2 separate regions of the Homo sapiens genome follow, and region 2 is linked to region 1. A link is an interaction called in ENCODE POLR2A ChIA-PET data of the cell type or tissue named here. Cell type or tissue: K562. All regions are shown on one strand. Each heading gives the region's core, and the rest is flanking DNA. Links, peaks and the distances in the headings are about the cores only.

The links. ChIA-PET counts read pairs that join two places held together with the same protein. Peaks named below come from ENCODE experiments on the same cell type or tissue, not always from the same donor. Only the 100,000 strongest peaks of a DNase experiment are listed, where the experiment ranks them.
Region 2: POLR2A ChIA-PET joins it to region 1 with 5 read pairs; 2 of 35 experiments call an interaction of 5 or more read pairs at or near these places.

The regions. Positions count from the first base shown.
Region 1 is chr16:12,045,384-12,051,124 of GRCh38, reverse strand. It overlaps SNX29 (sorting nexin 29), which reads right to left. Exons shown (of 21, transcript NM_032167.5): 6 at 4,671-4,741; 7 at 2,505-2,753. Among named protein-coding and RNA genes, the nearest start is that of SNX29, 72 kb to the right of the region's middle. In K562, for the core only: no CTCF peak of the experiment used is centred there; a DNase peak (open chromatin) is centred at 3,034; H3K4me3 peaks cover 774 bases.
Region 2 is chr16:12,266,645-12,272,385 of GRCh38, reverse strand. All of the region lies in intron 14 of SNX29 (sorting nexin 29), which reads right to left. Among named protein-coding and RNA genes, the nearest start is that of SNX29-AS2, 100 kb to the left of the region's middle. In K562, for the core only: a CTCF peak has its summit at 1,082 (motif pointing right); a DNase peak (open chromatin) is centred at 1,075; H3K27me3 peaks cover 942 bases.

The DNA.
Region 1 (5,741 bases), core at 315-5,314:
AACTCCTGGCCTCAAGCAATACTCCCACCTCAGCCTCCTAAATTGCTGGGATTATAGGCATGAGCCACCATGCCCTGCTTCTACCAAAAGAATGTGGCAGAAAGGGCCGGGCGCGGTGGCTCACGCCTATAATCCCAGCACTTTGGGAGGTCAAGGCGGGTGGATCACCTGAGGTCAGGAGTTCAAGACCAGCCTGGCAAACATGGTGAAACCCCGTCTGTATTAAAAATACAAAAAAAAAAAAAATTAGTTGGGCGTGGTGGCAGGTGCCTGTAATCCCAGCTACTTGGGAGGCTGAGGCAGGAGAATTTCTTGAACACGGGAGGCAGAGGTTGCAGTGAGCCAAGATTGCGCCATTGCACTCCAGTCTGGGTGACAGAGCGAGACTCTTTCTCCAAAAAAAAAAAGTGGCAGAAATAACACTGTGTGAGTTCTAGTAGCTAGGTGTTAAAAGGTCTCAGCTTTGCCTTTGCTTTCCTGGACAGTGGCCCTGACCCCATATATAAAGAAGCCAGTTCAGCCGACTGGAGGATGAGAGGCTATGAGTAGAACCCGAGCTGCCCCAGCACTGATTCCAGACACGTGGATGGGGCCATCTTGGATCTTCCAATCTAACCACCAGCTCCCATGAGTGAGCCGAAAGAGCCCAGCAGAAGAGCCACCATGCCAACCCACACAAAAAAGTAACGAACTGCAGTGGTTTTAAGCCGCTACATTTTTAAATCACTTGTTATATAGCAAATGTTAACTGAAAAAGAAATCAAGCTTGCCTTAGTGACCAGCACTCACAGAAGACACTTTGTGCCCCTATTTTAATCATCACACTTGGATGTAAGACACTTTGAGCCAATTCCAAAAATCCAATCTGTCTAAACCAATGTGTGATGCGGTGAGGCCTCACTGGTATAGCACAACTCTGAGATCACCTCAAAAGCAGAGTTCCAAAAATGGGTGGAACTTCTACTCCTGTGGGTGTAGAAATTTCAGTGTCTGTTACACAAAGCTGTCAACAGCCCTATCTTCTACAAGGTTCGTGCAGGGTCTCTGCTGGAGAAGCACAGGGCAAGACAGACAAGGCCACTGTGTACCAAAGACACCATGGGACTCTACACTTTCACCATGAATAATTCCAAAGGGATGGCCACAGTTACTGCCTTGTTTCAGAGATTTGAGAATACTAAGTACTTAAGCCCAAAATTTCCAATTTCAACCAGGTGCAGTGGCTCACACTTGTAATCCCAGCACTTTGGGAGGCCAAGGCAGGAGGATCACTTGAGGCCAGGAGTTCAAGACCAGCCTGGGCAACATGGCAAGACCCTGTCTCTACATATATACACATACATACTACAACAAAATTTCCAATTTTGCTGTAGTAACATCTTAATGTCCCAAAGGAATCAAAGGGTATTGAAAACTTCTCACCAAATTAATCTTAACTGAATCAACTTTCTTTTTTTATATTTAATTTTTTAATTAAAATTTTTTAAAAACAGGCTGGGCACAGTGGCTCACGCCTGTAATCCTAGCACTTTGAGAGGCCAGGGCGGGCAGATCACCTGAGGTCAGGAGTTCAAGACCAGCCTGGCCAACATGGGGAAACCCTGTCTCTGCTAAAAATACAAAAAGAAACCACGCATGTTGGCACATGCCTATAGTCCCACCTACTCAGAAGGTTGAGGCAGGAGAATTGCTTGAACCCGGGAAGTGGAGGTTGCAGTGAGCTGAGATCATGCCACTGCACTCCAACCCGGGCAATAGAGTGAGACTCTGTCTCAAAAAAAAAAAAAAAAAGTTAAAAAATTGAGACAGGGTCTCACTGCATTGCCCAGGCTGGTCTAGAACCCTTGAACTCAAGCGATCCTCCTGCCTCGGCCTCCCAAAGTGCTAGGATTATAGGCATGAGCCACCACGACCGGCCTGAATCAACTCTTTTGCTTCCCCAGAGCCTAGAGTCAAACCTGACAACTCCTCTCTTTCCTGAGGCCTTAAATGCCATCCCCAGTCAGAGGCAAGACCAATGGCAGATGTTCCCCATAGCAGTCTATGCTTGGCTTTCATCCCTTTTATCCTAAGGATCATAAATTATATATTTTGTCATGAACTACCCACCCACACCCATCCCAAAGGAGACTGCAGGCTACCTGCTGGTAATCTGTCTTTCCTATTCGGCTCACCGCCTAACACACAGAATACGATGAAGGAACAAATAAAGGAATTAATGAATGAGGATCAACGTCATCTGGCTCCCGGTGTCTCTCACACTCTCACTTTCCGTTTGCTATGGTTGAGCTGTTCATTTTTCCACCCGGCAATTCTCGCATCTAGGTAAGGCCGTCAGAGCCCTTTCAGAGTGAATGAGGATGAGAAACAGAAACACAAATGGAAAACGCAAGTGCACTGGACTCCATTCCCCTTGGAATGACTTTCAGATGACAAGATATGTCCACCCCATCCGCCACATTCTGATTCCCTCTGCTCCGCCTCGAGCACCCGTTCCCACTCACCAGCACTGACATTCCTGGACACGACAGGCAAGGGGTCGGTCTCCTGTTCAGGTTTGATGAGGATGGAGACGGCAGAGGAGGCTGTGATCTCCCTGAACAGGCTGCTCACTCCTTGCGTGGACTCCTTCAGCAAGGAGGTCACGTTCTGCGTTGACTCCTTTAAGAGGTCTGAAACGGTGGGAGCAAACTTACTCTGCCCGTTCAAATCCTTGTTGTCGATGTTAATCGCAAAGAGTATGGAGTTCAGACCTGCCCAAAAAAAGGGAAAAGTCTGGAGTGCTTGCTGATGGGCAGTCATACCAGCAACAAGAGAAGACAGCTGCAGACAACAGAGTACAGAAGAGGAGGCACGTTGATCTTAAATAGGTATAAAAATACCTCCCATGCGGACGTTGCAGGGAGCGAAAATCGCGCCACTGCACTCCAGCCTGGGTGACAAAGCAAGACTCTGCCTCAAAAAAAAAAAAAACCTCCCATGAAACTGGGGTCAGCAGACATCCGTTATCATGGGAGTTGAGTCATGCCACGTTCTCTCCCTAACAGCCAGGAAAATGAATATGAATAAGAGGTCAACTGGGAGGAGGTAAAGGCACAAGTTCCGGGATCAGGCTGCCTGGGAGTGAATCCCGGCACTGCCACCTACTAGCTACAAGACCTTGATCCAGGCTGGGCACGGTGGCTCACACCTGTAATCCCGGCACTTTGGAAGGCTGAGACAGGTGGATCACCTGAGGTCAGGAGTTCGAGACCAGCCTGACCAACATGGAGAAACCCCATATCTACTAAAAATACAAAATTAGCCAGGCGTGTTGGTGCATGCCTATAATCCCAGCTACTCGGGAGGCTGCAGCAGGAGAATCGCTTGAACCCAGGAGGCAGAGGTTGTGGTGAGCCAAGATCCTGCCATTGCACTCCAGCCTGGGCAACGAGAGTGAAACTCCGTCTCAAAAAAAAAAAAAAAAAAAAAAAGACCTTGGTCCAGCAACTTAGCATCTCCCTGTACTCCAGTCACCTTATCTGTAAGATGGGGACAATATTATCTTCCTCACAGGATTGTAAGTATTAAAGGCAATCACTCACAAAACACTCAGCTCCATAAACCATCAAATGTGCACTGGTTAACATCATCATCATTACTGTGGACAGAAACTTACACTTGGCATCTTATGATCTACAAAGGAAATTATGGTCAAATTCTTTTTCTCATCAATGGACAGGACTAACAACCCCAGATATTTGAGATTTAGTATAAATTTTCAAGGAAAAACAAAAAGGAGGCAACAAAAAACTTGGAAAGAGGAAGCAAGTTGCCCACTTCAGTCCGGCTGATTCCACCTTTCACACTTTGAGTCAAAGGGCGAACAACGTAACAGTCCACCGACTAACATCAACCCAGGGTCTCTCCATGTTGACTCGTCATGTGTGCGACTCCTGATCTCACATGATTCTCTCACAGCCCCATGAAGATGACTGCTGAGACAGCATGATTCCCACCTCACAGAGAGGAAAGAAAAGGCAGCAAAGCTTACGGCATCTGCCCAGGTCACCAGGTAGCAAGGGGTAAAGCCAGGATTCAAAGGTAGGTCTCCCACCTCCAATTCCCCGCAATGTATATTACATCTCCAAAGCCCAACTAAAAACCTTCAAATCTTCACTTTCTCTGCCAGGGTCTCCCATTCTAGATAAATGGACCCAACACTGTGGTCGGGCACGGTGGCTCACACCTGCAATCCCAATGCTTTGGGAGGCCAAGGCGGGTGGATCACTTGAGCCCAGGATTTCGAGACCGGCCTGACCAACATAGTGAAACTCTATCTCTATTAAAATACAAAAATTAGCTGGTCATGGTGGCAGGCGCCCGTAATCCCAGCTTCTCGGAAGGTTGAGACAGGAAAATGACTTGAACCCAGGAGGCGGAGGTTGCAGTGAGCCGAGGTTGCATCACTGCACTCCAGCCTGGGCAACAGAGTGAGGCTCTCTCTTTAAAGGAATACAAATTAAAAAACCAACATTCAGTCCTAGTAAAAGAAGGACAGCAGCAAGTGACTCATTGAGTTGTTGAGGGACAGAAGAATCACAACACTCCATGGCGCTGTGGAACTGCCCCAAGGCAGCCCCTCTGCCAAGTGTCACAAGGCCCTGCACCCTGGTCTGGGCCAGGCTTACCTGCTGCCATGGTAGGAAGCATACTGGACCTTTCTTCATCCATCACAAAAGACCAGTCTTCATAAAAAGTGCTGCAGATTGAAAGAGAAAAGGAAATCGTTCTTAGCAGTGGTTCTCTGTGTCCATTAACCAGGAAATTCCATTAGACGGCTCCCTGGAAGATCTGCACCTGGTCACCCCAAGAGGGATATGATTTGTCTGAGGTCTCTGCTGGTTTACAGCTTCTGGTTACAAACAGAAGACTGAACACTTACATCCTACAACTTCCTCACTGGTCCCCCTGCCGACCCTCAGCTTTAGAGTACTAAAATAGACATGATATGTCAATGTATTTATAAAGCAGCAAAGTAGAAGGGAGCTGTCAGGTGGGTGACTTCCACTCAAGCAACGTCCCCAAGAGACAGACAGGAAATCCAAGCCTGCCAACAGGGCTCGCCTGATTTGCCTAATACAAGAAGAGACCATTTCAGACAGAAATTACAGAGCCTCTACGGCTTCATCAACCAGGGCATTTAATATAATGCCTGCCTTGGCCAGGCACGGTGGCTCACACCTGTAATCCCAGCACTTTAGGAGGCCAGGGGGGAGGATCACTTGAGGTCAGGAGTTCAAGACCAGCCTGGCCAACACAGTGAAACCCCATCTCTACTAAAAATATAAAAAATTAGCCAGGCATGGTGGCAGGCGCTTGTAATCCCAGCTACTCGGGAGGCTGAGGCAGGAGAATCGCTTGAACCTGGAGGCTTGGTGAGCAGAGATCGCGCCACTGTACTCCAGCTTGGGCGAAAGAGCAAGACTCCACCTCAAAATAATAATAATAATAATAATAATAATAATAATAATATAATGCCTGCCTAGGTTACAGACCTGAAAGCCCACATTATCCTTGGAAAAGGCTAGGAGGCTAAAAATGCCCCACAAATATAGATGGCAGTTGGGGTAGGGGTGTCAAGGAAGCCTACAGGGCCTGTCCAAGGTCATCTGGCCAATAAATGGTCCAGCCAGGGCTTAAAAGCAGGTCTCCCGAGTCCAACTTGCAAGCTCTCTCTGTCTTCCTGTTAAGTAATGGCA
Region 2 (5,741 bases), core at 393-5,392, 220 kb before region 1:
AATGATCTCTTCATCTTGCCCAGGCCCAGGCTGCTGCCCTCTGCAAGGAGGTCCTGCTCATCACAATTCATTCAACCCGCTTCAAGTCCACACATCTCATTAGCAATCACGCCACTGGCCTCCTGTCCCCAAGGCACTAGCCCCGTCCCCAAGGCACCAGCCCCTCTAGGACTATATTTAAGAAGAATCAGCAACCTTCAACACTGGTGGGGGCAGAGGTGCAGAAATAAGCTTTTTGACCTTAAAGGCTTGGGGAAAGACCCTGGACAGTCATGAATTTACATAAGTTCTCTCAGCAACTAGCCAGTCAACCTTCCCCTGCAACTACCTGACTTCCTTGCTGCCCTGGTTCAGTTTTAGCAAGCATGCCAAAAATTTCAATTCCATGTATGAAATAATACAAAATTAAGCCTAACTATATCATACTTTTCCCATCAGTAAGCAGCTTCGAAGATGGACCCCAGGCAGGGCACAGTGGTTCACACCTGAAATCCCAGCACTTCGGGAGGCTAAGGCAGGCGGATCACTTGAGGTTAGGAGTTCAACACCAGCCTGCCCAACAGGTGAAACCCTGGTCTCCACTAAAAATACAAAAATTAGTCGGGCATGGTGGCACATGCCTGTAATCCCAGCTACTCAGGAGGCTTAGGCAGGAGAATCACTTGAACCCAGGAGGCGGAGGTTGCAGTGAGCTGAGATCACGCCACTGCACTCCAGCCTGAGCAACAGAGTGGGACTCTGTCTCAAAAAAAAAAAAAAGATGGTTCCAATATATTACATTCAACAAAGATGGTTCCAATTCCCCCTGCCCCTTGGTATTCACATTCTTATATAATCCCTACCCCTTGAGCATAGGCTGGACTTACCTCCAATAAACAGACTATGTTTATTGACTCACCTCCAATAAACAGACTATGGCAGAAGTGATGGGGTTTCACCACTGAGATTAAGTTATAAAGACTGCAGCTTCTGTGTGAGGTTGCCTTTCTTGTTCATTTATTCTTACGAGCTTCCTACGGAGAGAACCTCATGGCAAGGAACTGATGCACGCAGCCAACAGCCCCCATGAGCCACATGAGGGCAGTGCACACTCCTCCAGTGGAGCCTTGGGACAACCGCAGCCTCCAACTGACACCATGACAGAGCCTTAGGGGAGACCCTGAGCCAGGCATGTGGCTAAGCCACACCCAGGCTGTCTATCCCACACAAAGATTGTAAATGTTTGTTGTTTTAAGCCATCTAACTGTGAGGTAATTTGTTACACAACAATAGTTAACCAACGTAGAGTCTTTAATCATTCCATAGTTACTTCTTGAGAGACCACTTTATTTATTGATTGATTTTTTTGAGAGTCTCGTTCTGTTACCCAGGCTGGAGTGCAGTGGCGCGATCTTGACTCACTGCAACCTCCACCTCCCCAGTTCAAGCCATTCTCCTGCCTCAGCCTCTTGAGTAGCTGGGATTACAGGCACACACCACCACGCCCAGCTAATTTTTTGTATTTTTAGTAGAGATGGCATTTCACCACATTGACCAGGTGGGTCTCGAATGCCTGACCGCAGGCGATCTACCCGCCTTGCCCTCCCAAAGTGCTGGGATTACTGACATGAGCCACTGTGCCCAGCCGAGAGACCACTTTAAATTAGACTGAGTTAGACCATGAAGTGACGGAGATGGTGATATCATTTCATGTAGATGACATGCACAAAAAAATAAAAATATAAATATAAATAAGAGGTAAATGTGCCATGTTGCTCCACAGCATAAGGATTAATATTTACAAAGTGAGGGAATCGACTGAACAGGTTAGACATCTCCCATCTCTCAACTGCCAAAGGTGAGTATGTGGGGTCAAGGCATGAGAGACCATTCATCCCATGAGGCTAAGTTCATGCAAGCACAACATCGGATTTACTTTCAAGTCGAGAAGGTTCAATTTGCCTTGGGAGTAAAAGAACATCTGGGTATTAAGGAAGGCAGCACAATTAAAGTCTGAGTAACGTCAAGTCATTTGAGAGGCAAAAATAACAGATGACAACACCATTCTACACTCTTTGCACATCCCCCCAATAAACCAATCAATTCGTAAAGAATCAATTGTGACTGAATTCTGAAAGTCAAACCTAAACAATAAATACAAACATTTGCAACTGATCAAACTACAACTTTTCTAAGTCGCATCTTTCCTGAGGGTGATTTATGGGTTTTAAAACTGAAAGAACGGGGCTGGACGTGGTGGCTCACATCTGTAATCTCTAGGACTTTGGGAGGCCAAGGTGGGTGGATCACTTGAGGTCAGGAATTTGAGACCAGCCTGGCCAACATGGTGAAACCCCATCTCTACTTAAAATACAAAAATTAGCTGGGCGTGGTGGTGCGTGCCTGCAGTCCCAGCTACTCGGAAGGCTGAGGCAGGAGAATCGCTTGAACCTGGGAGATGGAAACTGCAGCGACCCAAGATCGCACCACTGCACTCCAGCCTGGGCAACAGAGTGAGACCCCATCTCAAATAATAATAATAATAATGATGATGATGATGATGATGATGGTGATGATGATGATGATGATGTAAAGTAAAATGGAAAGAATGACAATTTAATACCCCAAGAGAAAAACATACTTCTCTATTCATGTCGATGATAGCTCACACTGACTTCAAAAATAGAAGGCTTCAAGACATTGGTTAGCAATGCAATCTGAAATGCATTAACAATTTCTGCCCATATTCTGAGTTACCTTGACAGTGTTCAGAAATTTGTATTTTGCCCTGGTCAAGGACCGCATGAAAAGTACACCTGCTGGAATCCAAGAAGACAGAAGCTTTTATCTACATGGCTGGATACTTCCATGTTCAATCAGAAACTTACATTGTGCTTTAAGCACAATGTAGAAAGATAGGTCAGTAAGACCTATCTTATTGTCACAGAAATCAAAATAATGATACTGCTTCAATTTACATAGCACTGCAGATTACACAGTATTTTCACATCAAAATCTCACTGGAGCCTCCAAGCAGGATTCAGTCTGGCCATTTTAATCTCGTGCCAAATGTGAAGATGGTGATGCTATTAACTGGGATTTCCCATTGAGCCAATCAACCTAGTTAACATCTACCTTATTCACGGGAAAAATCCGCAGTCTACTTACCTGCCTATACTCTGAATAGTCAGCAACTTTCTCCTGTGTCTCCCTGATGGCATAATTATAGAAGTTCCACTCCAAATGGGAAAATAATGATTTGGCAAAAACAAGAAGCCTTCTCTCCTTATATTCAAATAGACAGGGAGACTGTGTTTGGTAGAAGTATATAGACATTTATGTTCAACAAGAACTAATTTTCATGTTCCAGAAAAGCTGTGGGTTAGTCAGTACCATCAGCAGGTCATCTAAACTTAGAGAACATTCATAACTTTTCATCTCATCGCAGCCGGCCACATCTGTTTGGGGGTATCTGTGTTAAGTCGTCTAAAATAGGTAGAAACTGTGCTGAGCTTGCTAGCAGGCACCAGAGAACACATAGGGTTTTCTGTCTAAATTAAGTGAAACTTCTGATACCATGGAGAGCGGCATGGCAAACAGTATGATGAGGTTACTGTTTTGCTTTCAATGTGAACAAGCTGAGCATGACCCAGATGCAAACAGTGTGAGATGCTGATGACGAAAATAAAGAATCATTTTAAATTCAGAGATGGTTTTCCAGGACATTCAAATGCATAAAATGAGGTATGCCCAGGTCCCATAACAACGGGCAAGGTTCTGTGTCTTAGGAAATTTGGGACACTTTACAGTTCCGAAGGAGAAAGGACCCTTCCAGGTGAGATGCCAATGATGTCTACAAGACACCGGTTACCCACAGTGTTCCAACAAAGGAAATGGTCTTCCTAACAGTAACATCCACCATCTTCAAGTGCTCACTGTAGCAAAGGGAGAAACACGGGCAACAAGACCCCGGAGCTCTGCGATGAAACAGACCCTGGGAGTCAAAGTCTGGCTCTACCGCTTAGCAGGGGTGACTCTGGGCAAGTATTTCATTTAGTTCCTACACAACTAGCTACTGAAGGTTCATTACCTGCCAGGTACCAGGCACTAGAGATACAGGGATGTATCAAGGGGGGTAAAAGTGAGTGCCAATATGAAGCTTCTGTTCCAGTGAGGAGACTCAGAGACCCAAGAAGTGACTATTTAATATGCCAGGCCAGAGGAAGGGCTAGAGGAAGTTAAAGTGTGAGAAAATGATGGTTGCAAGTGCTAGTTAAATAAGGTTCGAAGAAAGCCCTCGCTAGTGAGGAGCTGTCTGAGCAGAGACTGGGATAAGGCAGGGGAGTGAGCTCCGCACAGCCCTGCAGAGAACGTTCCCGGGAACCGCAAATGCAAAGGGCCTGGGGCGGGCACCCACATGTTCTACCAACAGTGAGGAGGCCCCATGTGGCTAAAGGATAATGGAGGAGGGAGACATTGGTAGGAAATGAGACCAGAGAGGGGACAGTAAGGGTTTGCAGGCTATGGTATTTTATTCTGAGCAAAACAAGCAGCCCCTGGAGGATTCAGAAGAAGTGCGATGATTGGACGTTTTTAGGGATCACTCCACAGGGTATATGCAGTGCAGAGGCTGGGAGGTAGAAGCCAGGGAGTAAACAGCTCAGATCTCCCTCCAAAAGATAACTTGCCGTTCCATTGCGAGGAATGCGGTTACCCAACAGCCTCCAGCTACAGCACCTTCCAGAGGCGCTGCTCTTTCCGGACAGCCCTGGTCAACAGCTGAGCACACATGGCTGCTCCTGCAGGATGAGGGAGGTTCCAGTGCCCTGCCATGGTCTTGGGCTCCAGCACAAACACAAATCCACAGGCAGCAATAAAGGTGCTAAGGGGCTACTGCCTAAAGGACCCCAGGAGCACATCACAGCCTGGACAATTTAACCATCCCACTTGAGAATTCAAACACCACGGCATGAAATCTCTATTTCAGAGCTGAGAAAACGGAGGGCTGGATTTTAGAAAATGCTGTCAATGATGAACCCAGTGATGAAAACCCCAGCCTGCTTAATTTCAAAATCCCCCGCTTGGGAACATCCAAGGCCGTGTGTTAAACACCAAAGGGAGCCTACTCCCCTGCATGCCACACATACACACACACACACACTCGCACCCATGCTAACATTTTTGGTTGTCTACTCATAATTTAAGAAAACTATAAATTTTAACCTTTCCAAATGCTTTAAAAACACATTATACGAACCTACTTCCCAGGTAATGGATTCTCCACTAAAAAGCAAGGGGTTCCAGTGATACCCAAGCCAAGGAAACACTACCCAAAAAGTACAGACTGGGCTGCGCAGAGTGGCTCACTGTGATCCCAGCACTTTGGGAGGCTGAGGCAGGCGGATCACTTGAGATCAAGAGTTCGAGACCAGCCTGGCCAACACGGTAAAACCCCATCTCCACTAAAAATACAAAATTAGCCAGGCGTGGTGGCGGGTGTCTGTAATCCCAGCTACTCAGGAGGCTGAGGCAGGAGAATCACTTGAACCCAGGGGGCAGAGGTTGGAGTGAGCTGAGATTGTGCCACTGCACTTCAGCCTGGGTGGCAGAGCAAGACTCCATCTCAAAGAAAAAAAAAATTTACATACTTGACTGCATCCCTCAAGAACAAGACCAAGAACCACGTTGTCTGAGTGGGATATTCTTTTTTTTTTTTTTTTCAATAATAGATGGGGAATTGCAGATGATCAGTAGTGTGGGCA